Linked DNA regions of Homo sapiens: all the other regions are linked to region 3. The links are chromatin contacts, found by Hi-C or POLR2A ChIA-PET in ENCODE. All regions are on one chromosome and are shown on one strand. The core of a region is the stretch at or near the end of the contact, and the rest is flanking DNA. Distances in the headings are between cores, read along the strand shown.

The links. A loop is a pair of places that touch in the nucleus more often than their neighbours do. ChIA-PET counts read pairs that join two places held with the same protein, here RNA polymerase II (POLR2A). Pooled maps may share reads with other maps.
Region 1: a loop to region 3 is called in a pooled map, with 15 times the contacts of the local background. The contact joins the promoter of ZNF850 here to the promoter of U2AF1L4 in region 3. A Hi-C loop is called at or near these places in 2 of 37 single-sample maps with no recorded cell type and 8 of 50 pooled maps.
Region 2: a map of CD8-positive, alpha-beta T cell shows a loop between it and region 3 (9-fold over the local background). The contact joins the promoter of ZNF790 here to the promoter of U2AF1L4 in region 3. A Hi-C loop is called at or near these places in 1 of 168 maps with a recorded cell type or tissue (CD8-positive, alpha-beta T cell) and 5 of 50 pooled maps. POLR2A ChIA-PET finds 5 or more read pairs at or near these places in 1 of 52 experiments (activated CD4-positive, alpha-beta T cell).

The regions. Positions count from the first base shown.
Region 1 is chr19:36,771,424-36,774,143 of GRCh38, forward strand. ZNF850 (zinc finger protein 850) reads right to left here and starts at 1,384. Exons shown (of 5, transcript NM_001193552.2): 1 at 1,302-1,384. LOC728485 (a long non-coding RNA gene) reads left to right here and starts at 1,730. Exons shown (of 2, transcript NR_164117.1): 1 at 1,730-2,086. RefSeq lists a silencer at 924-1,218 and enhancers at 1,205-1,344, 1,485-1,644.
Region 2 is chr19:36,837,109-36,839,817 of GRCh38, forward strand. ZNF790 (zinc finger protein 790) reads right to left here and starts at 1,279. Exons shown (of 5, transcript NM_206894.4): 1 at 1,229-1,279.
Region 3 is chr19:35,744,127-35,747,127 of GRCh38, forward strand. U2AF1L4 (U2 small nuclear RNA auxiliary factor 1 like 4) reads right to left here and starts at 1,292. Exons shown (of 6, transcript NM_001040425.3): 1 at 1,222-1,292; 2 at 999-1,086; 3 at 197-295; 4 at 1-19. The coding sequence starts at 1,265. It overlaps PSENEN (presenilin enhancer, gamma-secretase subunit), which reads left to right and starts at 1,525. Exons shown (of 4, transcript NM_172341.4): 1 at 1,525-1,574; 2 at 1,709-1,865; 3 at 2,293-2,397; 4 at 2,582-3,001. The coding sequence starts at 1,805. The coding sequence ends at 2,721. RefSeq lists a silencer at 1-4.

The DNA of each region.
Region 1 (2,720 bases), core at 134-2,633, 1.0 Mb after region 3:
ATCAGGGGCTGAAGTGAAAGTTTGGCCCGGGACCAATCAGGAGCTGAAGTGAAAGTTTGGCCCGGGACCAATTAGGGGCTGAAGTGAAAGTTTGGCCCGGGACCAATCAGGAGCTGAAGTGAAAGTTTGGGCCGGGACCAATCAGGAGCTGAAGTGAAAGTTTGGCCCGGGACCAATCAGGGGCTGAAGTGAAAGCTTGGCCCGGGACCAATGAGGGGGTGAAGTTATGATTCAAAGAGGCCGCGCTCACAGTCTAAAGCATGTCCAAAAAAGGAAAGTGGCCGCCGGAACCTGTTAGTCCAAGCTGCACCGTTTCGTAAGCCCCCACCATTTCACAGACCCTGGTCAGAGGGAAACATTCCACCCGGGTTTGGGCTGTGCGAAACATCCTTCCCAACCGCCTGACTTCCTTATCACATCCTGCTGGGCAAAAGCCCAAGAAACATCCTTATCAACTTTCTCCCAGGCAACAAGCCATACCGCCCAGACCCCTCCTGCCCAGGCCTGTAATTACCCCAGCCTGGAAGCGGCAGTGGGCTCTGGCATTTAGTTGGTCCCCGCCATAGAGCCGCCAACTCTCTCTCTTTCTTTAACCCTCGCCTTCCCTTCAAAATCTAACAGAGCCCACCGTGTACATGCCCACAAAAGAAGCGACTATTTCGTGGAAGCCCGCTGGTCACACAAAGGACAAAGGCGTTTCTATGTTGGGCCTCGGTCCCTTATCAGTGCAGCTGAGGAATGTCTTCAGGACAACCCCCCTGTGGAGTTTTCCTTATGTATGCCTGCAGCCTGATTTTTCAGGCTGTTTCTCTGTTTAAAGGACTTTTACCAAGGTCCCACCCTAACTGCCTAAAGAGTTTTTTCTCTCAAGGGGACACACAAAGTCCCAATCGCACACATGCCTCCGCATATCCACTTACCCACTGCCTCACAGCCAATCACACTCTCCTCTCTCACATACACCAAGGGGCCACACAAGTTGCACTTGCACAGCCACAGACCTGCAACTCACGCACACAAGGTACTGCACAGACACGCAAAGTCACACACCCACCCCGGGACACGCAGTCCAACCACACAGTCACCGGTTCTTCACATCCGCACGCACAACGAGGGTCGTCCAGGACACACACACCCACTCCGGGCGCGCACAGTCACAAGCGCCCACCTGATCACCCAGAGTCAGCACCACACAGCCACAGTCACAGACCACGGAGACCCACGGCAGCCATCGCGATCACACACGCAAACTCCTCTCCTCAGCCCTCCACACACAAAAGGACCGGAGCCGGATTCCTCACCCTCAGCATTCTCTGGTTCCGCTCGGGGCCAGCCTAGCCAAGTTCCTCAGGACTCCAAGGCGCGGCGGCAGCTAAATCGGCACAGCAAACGGTCCCGCCACCTGGCTAAGAGGAAGCCAAAATCTCGCGAGACGTGGCGTCGGCCTGCGGGATCCTCTGGGAAATGTAGTCCAGAGCCCGACTGCGGGCTTCCCTATGCCTCTCATTTCCAAGCCTGGCTTGTTTCCTTTTACCGCTCCTCTCCAACGAGGATCGCAGAGCCCTCATGCCGAGCGGCTCGCTATGGGGCCGGCTCGCCCGCTAGAGTGGTCAGGCCTGATTATCCCTGGCAGCTCTGTTATCTGGGGTAAGACACAGGAAAACGTGCTTCCGGTTCTCGGCGGAAGTAGCCCCGAACGGTAGAACCGATGGGAAATGTAGTCCAGGGCAGAAAAGCGGTCAACCCAGCCACGATGCGAGCCAAAGGATTCTTGGCTCCAAGCCTGGTCCTGGCTGTTAGTTTGGAACTCATGCACCCAGATGCTAACTCGCCCTCAGAATGCAGAGGGGATGAAACACTGACCGGACAATTCAATCTGTATATGGGTGAGTCCAGGGCTCAGTCTGCATTGCGCGGAAAATGAAGGTGAAGGTGGAGGTGGGACCTGATGGTCTCGTCCCGGATAGGGTTGAAGAAGTGGGAGAAAAGGAATCAAAATCGTGGATGGGATAAGATTGTGCGCGAATGCTCTCTGGGAGCGGATCGTGGCCGACGAGGGCCCGAAGATGCTGCCTTGTGATCGCAGGTGTGAGTGGAAGCTGTGTGAGTGTCAATGTGAGTTGCCTGTTTGGGAGACCAGCATTGTATTTTTGTATCAGGTAGTAACCTTGGAGCCAGGTATTTGTAAAATTATGATAAGAGGGCATCATTCTGGAGCATCGATTTTATTTGGAGGTTGACAGGAGAGGGAAAAAAACCCCTAATATCTGATAAACAACATAAATAGATTTTTATGTTAAAGTAGTTATATTTATTACGGTCTAGAATGCAAATCCAACATGGCTTTTAAAGCAAGAAAGATTTTTTTTATACAAAGTCAAAGGTATTATTTTTATACACTTACTACAAAACATACAAATAGTATACCAAGCCTAAGAATATAAAGAGTCTAGCTTTAATTAATTGAATGTAAATTTAAAAACAAGCATCTAATAAGTAGTCCTTTTCACACATCGAAAAGCCAATTTCGGAATTTTTTTAAAAACTCAAATTACAAAGTAACAAATATCTGGTGTCTTAGTAACTTGAAGATCAGTACTAATGATTAAGCCAGCTTATATGCTAATATGATACATGAAAAAGCCTGTATTTCACAAATAGCAAACCACTAAAACTTTAATTTTCCACAGAAGCCATTGTTTCACACCAATAATTATGTT
Region 2 (2,709 bases), core at 29-2,528, 1.1 Mb after region 3:
TTATCTACTATAAGAAGTCCCAGAATTTCTAGTCAACTGTCTTTTCGGACATTGTATACCATCAAGTCTCATTTGTCCCCTTTTCTCATTCTTCCCAACTTTCAACACTTTTCCTGTATGCCTTCATAATGGAATTCATAATTCATTAACAACCAACTCCTCTTTTATCTTCAACCACTTCCTTGAACACGCCCTAACATTCTGAGTCTAACAGAAACTAGGCTGTATCTGGAGGACTCTGCAGCCCTCTCAACATTTCCCCAGCTACAGCCTCTTACCAGTGGGTCTGAAAATGGAACAGATGGCCGGCCTCCTTGTTGTTCACTACCTTCAGACCTTTCTTCCTCCCTCCACAAACTCTAGTTTTGAATTTCCTGCCATGAGATTGTATATAACTCACCACATCTCACTTTTGTTGACCTCTACCAAACACAGGGTATTTTCCCCCTATATCTGAAATCTTCAGCTCATGGTTTACTCTCTGCAGCGCGATTACCCTTTTCTATTTTTTTTAATTCTTGCATTTTTAACTACACCCACACAGATGAGCCTTGTTTACTTACCCTTGCCTGGACTTTTCCCCCCTCTCGTGGCTCATTTCCAACAACATGTTGATGGGTGGTTGTTCCCCAGCCGTCTTCCCCAGCCCTCTACCCCAACCTGCTGCTCCATTTCTCTGCTCTAATTTACGGAGAAACTCTTGAACTATGTTGTCTACACTGTGTCCCATTCTTCTCCCCTCCTTCTAGGTTGCCCCCACTCCAATCCAGCTACGGGCCAGCACAAAAACTGCTCCCCACACATTCACGAAGGACTATGCCTGTCACTCAACGCAAAGCTCAATTCTTTGTTTTTGGCCCCATAGCGGCTGCTATCACCACCTTTACGAACGTGGTCACGCACAACGCGACGCAGTCATAATCACGTACATACAGTCACATTTAAATAGTCCATTAGGGTCACACACAGCGCCTGTCAACGTCGTGTGCGCGTGCGCGCACACACACACACACACACACATACACACACACACACACAAGCTCCCGTCGCGGCCCCAGCTCCTGCATCAATTTCACTCTCGCATCCACTGCTCCCATCGCGATCGCTCGCCCCCACGCTCCCTCGCCGGCAAAGCCACCAACTCCAAAGACATTAGCACCTCACTCCCCTCAGCCCCGGCCTCGGGCCCTCCGGAGTCATTCGGCTTCTGTGTCTCGGAATCACTCACCCGGCCCTGCGGTCCCTTGATGGTGGAAGGTTCCGCGATCTTTCTATTAACCCTAAAGGGACAGAGGGCTGACAGGAAGTTGCCCGGGGAACGGTGCACTCTGGGAAATGTAGTCCGGAGCCTGGGCCGTCTTTAACTGCCCCGGACACCGCGGTCACCATTAACGGACCCTGCATTTGAGCCCCATCCCCTCGCTGGGCAAAGACCATCGCCCACACACCGCTCACATCTGCTGCCGAGAGCTTCCAGAATTCCAGGCCGCGTTTAGGAAGCTTCAGCGGAGGCATGCAGGCTGCCCTACCTCTGCAAAAGGCTCCCAGCCCTGGGAACAGGACAGTAAGCCCAGGCCATCTTAGGCTGGAAGTAACCTTGGTCCCGACGGCCCTGGGAAATGTAGTCCAGAGCCTGGAACACTGCAGAAATGCCCCGGGGGGATGGTGCGATGGTTTTCAGTAGGAGCTCGCTGCGTGGGCCTCTGACCTATGTGGCATGGCGGGAAAGTCCTACAAGACTGTGCCAAGCGAGTGGCGAGTCTGTCCCGTCTCTGCCCGAGCCTCGGCCCGGCTGGGTGGACACCTCTTGTCCCACAAGTACCAGCCTGGGATAGAACGAAGGGGAAACGATCCATGGGACACAGCTACATGCCCAGCCCTATAGGGGTACCCTGTCTGGGAATCCATGAGAACTCTTCCTAATACCTTATTCCCATCCTCCAATCGCCCTTAAAGTGTTTGGTTTCAATTAATGTTTATAGTAACATTAGTACTGTTTTGTAAATTCCATTCATGCCATTCTTTTTGCTGAAGTACACACTTGCCAGTTTTCATTTGCTTCTCTTTTAGATGTACATCATTTCAATCTACATCTAAACTTTCTGACAGAGGAGTAATTTTTTTCAGTACTTTCAAACTTATCAGGTAACTAAAATAGTTGTTTCTTTTTTTATTGTGAAACAGAAAATACTTGAAGTGCATAAAATGTGTAAGTTCAGTATAACTCCACACAAGTGTTGGTATCTCAAGAACAAATGCCCATTCTATGTGATCATTTCTCTTTTTGTTTGTTTGTTTGTTGTTTTTTTTGAGACAGGGTCTGGCTTTGTCACCCAGGCTGGAGTACAGTGGCACGATCTAGGCTCTCTGCAACCTCTGCCTCCCTGGCTCAAGTGATCCTCCCACCTCAGCCTCCAGAATAGCTGGGACTACAGGTGTGTGCCATCACACTCAGCTAATTTTTATAGAGACAGGGTCTCGCCATGTTGGCCAGGCTGGTCTCGAACTCCTGGGCTCAAGTGATCCTCCCAAGTAGGCCTCACAAAGTACTGGCATTACAGGCATGAGTCACTGCACATAACCTGTGTGATCATTTCTGATACCCAGCTCCAGCTCCAGCTGATCTTTAGGGTATTAATAATATCTTGGCTCTTTAATAGTTTTAATCTCTCAGCTGGACGCGGTGGCTCACGCCTGTAATCCCAGCAC
Region 3 (3,001 bases), core at 42-2,541:
CATCCTCCTCCCTCCGGAACTGCAGGAAATGTCAGTCAGGGTCAGCAGGAGAACTCAGAGATCTTCAGGGGACTCACTACCCGCTCTGGGGCTGGACTGGATTTAGTGATGAAATTCAAGCTGAGAGCCTACAGTGGCCACCATCAGGCATTGAAACGCCTCCACTTCTGGGCCCTAAGTGGGGGGCAGCAAGCACCTTGACATAGACGTTGCCCACGAGGTGGTCCCCAAGGTTGTCGCACACATTCATCTCTTCAATCTCCCCATACTTCTCCTGCAGTTCTGTGAACACCTCCTGTGGAAGACGGGGAGGAACTCAGCTGAGCTCCCACAAGAAACCCCATCTGCCCCTACCAACCCTCACCTCGAAGAAGCTATCATAGTGCTCCTGCACCTCCACGTCACTCACATGACCTGGGGTGGGGGCGGGCAGGGTGGAATCAGAGTGTAGCCTACTGGGGGCTGTTCACCTTGCCCCCAGGCCTGGTCCCTTACTCACAGTGTGATCCGTCTGCAGTTTGGGCTGTGTTCTGTGGATTCCGGTACAGGTTGAGCAGCACTATGGTCTGCACAGAATTTAAAAGGGGCGGGGCCTGAGCTCAGAGGGCAGGGCTGCATGAACAGAGAGTGAGGCATGAAGGTTGGGGGTGGAACCTTACACCCCAGCCTAAGCATCATGAGTGCATCGGCGATCCTTTGCCCCTAAGAAACCAGAAAAGGGATGGAGGGGACTGGCAAGGATGAACAGCGGGATGGAAGGGACTGGCAAAGATGAACAGCCGCCGTGTGTAGCCTGTACGCATGGGGGCGCGACCAAGTTCCCGGGAAAACGGCACGAAGACCGGTGGGAGGAGCCTGCAGAAAGGTCCAATGAGAAAAAAAGCCGGGCGGTGGGGAGGGACTCAGGAACCCGGAATAGGCGGGACATGGTGACGACGGCCCCAGAAGGGGAAGGGCCAGGGAGCCGTTAACCCCCGAGGCTCCGTGCCGGGTCTCACCTGGCTGAATGTCGGCTTGTTGTGAAGCCGGGAGCACCGGTCCCCGTGCCGGCAGACCCCGATCTTAAAGTAAAAAGAGCAGTTAACCCTGGAAAAGGTGCAAAGACAAAGGTGAACCGAGGGCCGGGGAAGCTGGGCACCCCAGAAACACCGCCCCACCACCCAGGACCCCAGTACCCCGGCCCCGACCCCCCGAGAGTCCACTCCCAGCGCCCGTTCTCACTTGTCCTTCTCAGTCCCGAATATCGAAGCTAAATATTCAGCCATTTTTACCCAAGCCCTCCAGGTCTGGCTGCTCTTACGTCACTTCCGTTGCTTAGGAGCACTGGGAAGTGTAGTTCGTTGCCCTCTCCAGGCGCTTACCAAGCGCTCGGAAACGCCCCAGGGCGCTTGCGCGTGGGAGGCGCGCGCCCTCCCCATAGACTCCCCGGTAGGAGTTCTTTTAACAGCGCATGCGTGCAGTGTTGCCTCGCCCAAAGAAGACTACAATCTCCAGGGAAACCTGGGGCGTCTCGCGCAAACGTCCATAACTGAAAGTAGCTAAGGCACCCCAGCCGGAGGAAGTGAGCTCTCCTGGTGAGTTGGGGGTCGTTTCGCCCACCCTAGTAAATATAAAGAGCTCTTTAATCCAGCCAGCTTACTAGTGGGGGTGGGGATGCCCTGCTTTCAGCAAACCGACCTTTACATTTATCTCTGATTTGTTCTAATAGGGGCGTGGTTGTTCGTGATCCTTGCATCTGTTACTTAGGGTCAAGGCTTGGGTCTTGCCCCGCAGACCCTTGGGACGACCCGGCCCCAGCGCAGCTATGAACCTGGAGCGAGTGTCCAATGAGGAGAAATTGAACCTGTGCCGGAAGTACTACCTGGGTAAGGCAGATCGCTAGGGTCCCAGGAGAAGAGAGGGGACTGGACTAGAGCACCCGAGGGAAGAGGGCCTCGGGGCCTGGATTCTTAAGTCTAAGAGATGAAGGACCTGCGAACGCCGACTCCTGGATTTGAGTGGGGAGGGCCTGGGTCCTGAGGAATGAGGAAGCTGGGGCCTCAATTTCTGGATCCCAAGAGAGGAGGGGGATTGAGGGCCTGGACTCTTGGGTCCTGTGAAAGAGATGGTTGAGGAATCAGATTCCTGGATCCCAAAGAGGAGCCAGATTCCTGAGTCCCTGACAACAGAAATCTCCATTTGAACTTGGGTGTGGGAGAGTTTCTTCCAAATAGATCTCGGTGGGAGTTGGAGAAGATCTTCATTGCCTTATGAGGTTTTGGGGTTTGTTTGTTTGTTTTTCTTTCTCCCTAGGGGGGTTTGCTTTCCTGCCTTTTCTCTGGTTGGTCAACATCTTCTGGTTCTTCCGAGAGGCCTTCCTTGTCCCAGCCTACACAGAACAGAGCCAAATCAAAGGCTGTGAGTCTAGAGCACAGAGGAGGGAGGCCAGTGGCAGGGGAGAGGGGGAAGCGGGGAATCTTGGTGGGAAGGGACAATGGAGGATCCAAAATGTTGGGGCTCTGGGTGAGAAGGGAAGGCTGGTCTAGGGAAGTCTGGAGAGCAGCCGGAGGCCAACCCTTCCAGCTTCTGTTTCCCATGACAGATGTCTGGCGCTCAGCTGTGGGCTTCCTCTTCTGGGTGATAGTGCTCACCTCCTGGATCACCATCTTCCAGATCTACCGGCCCCGCTGGGGTGCCCTTGGGGACTACCTCTCCTTCACCATACCCCTGGGCACCCCCTGACAACTTCTGCACATACTGGGGCCCTGCTTATTCTCCCAGGACAGGCTCCTTAAAGCAGAGGAGCCTGTCCTGGGAGCCCCTTCTCAAACTCCTAAGACTTGTTTTCATGTCCCACGTTCTCTGCTGACATCCCCCAATAAAGGACCCTAACTTTCGATACTGACTTCCTGGGATCTTTTAGAGGTTGAGGCATAAATGATTATTAATATTTAAAAACATCTGTTGAGAGCTTTGTACGAGGCTTAGTATTTAGACATGATGTACATTTTTTACAGTGCAT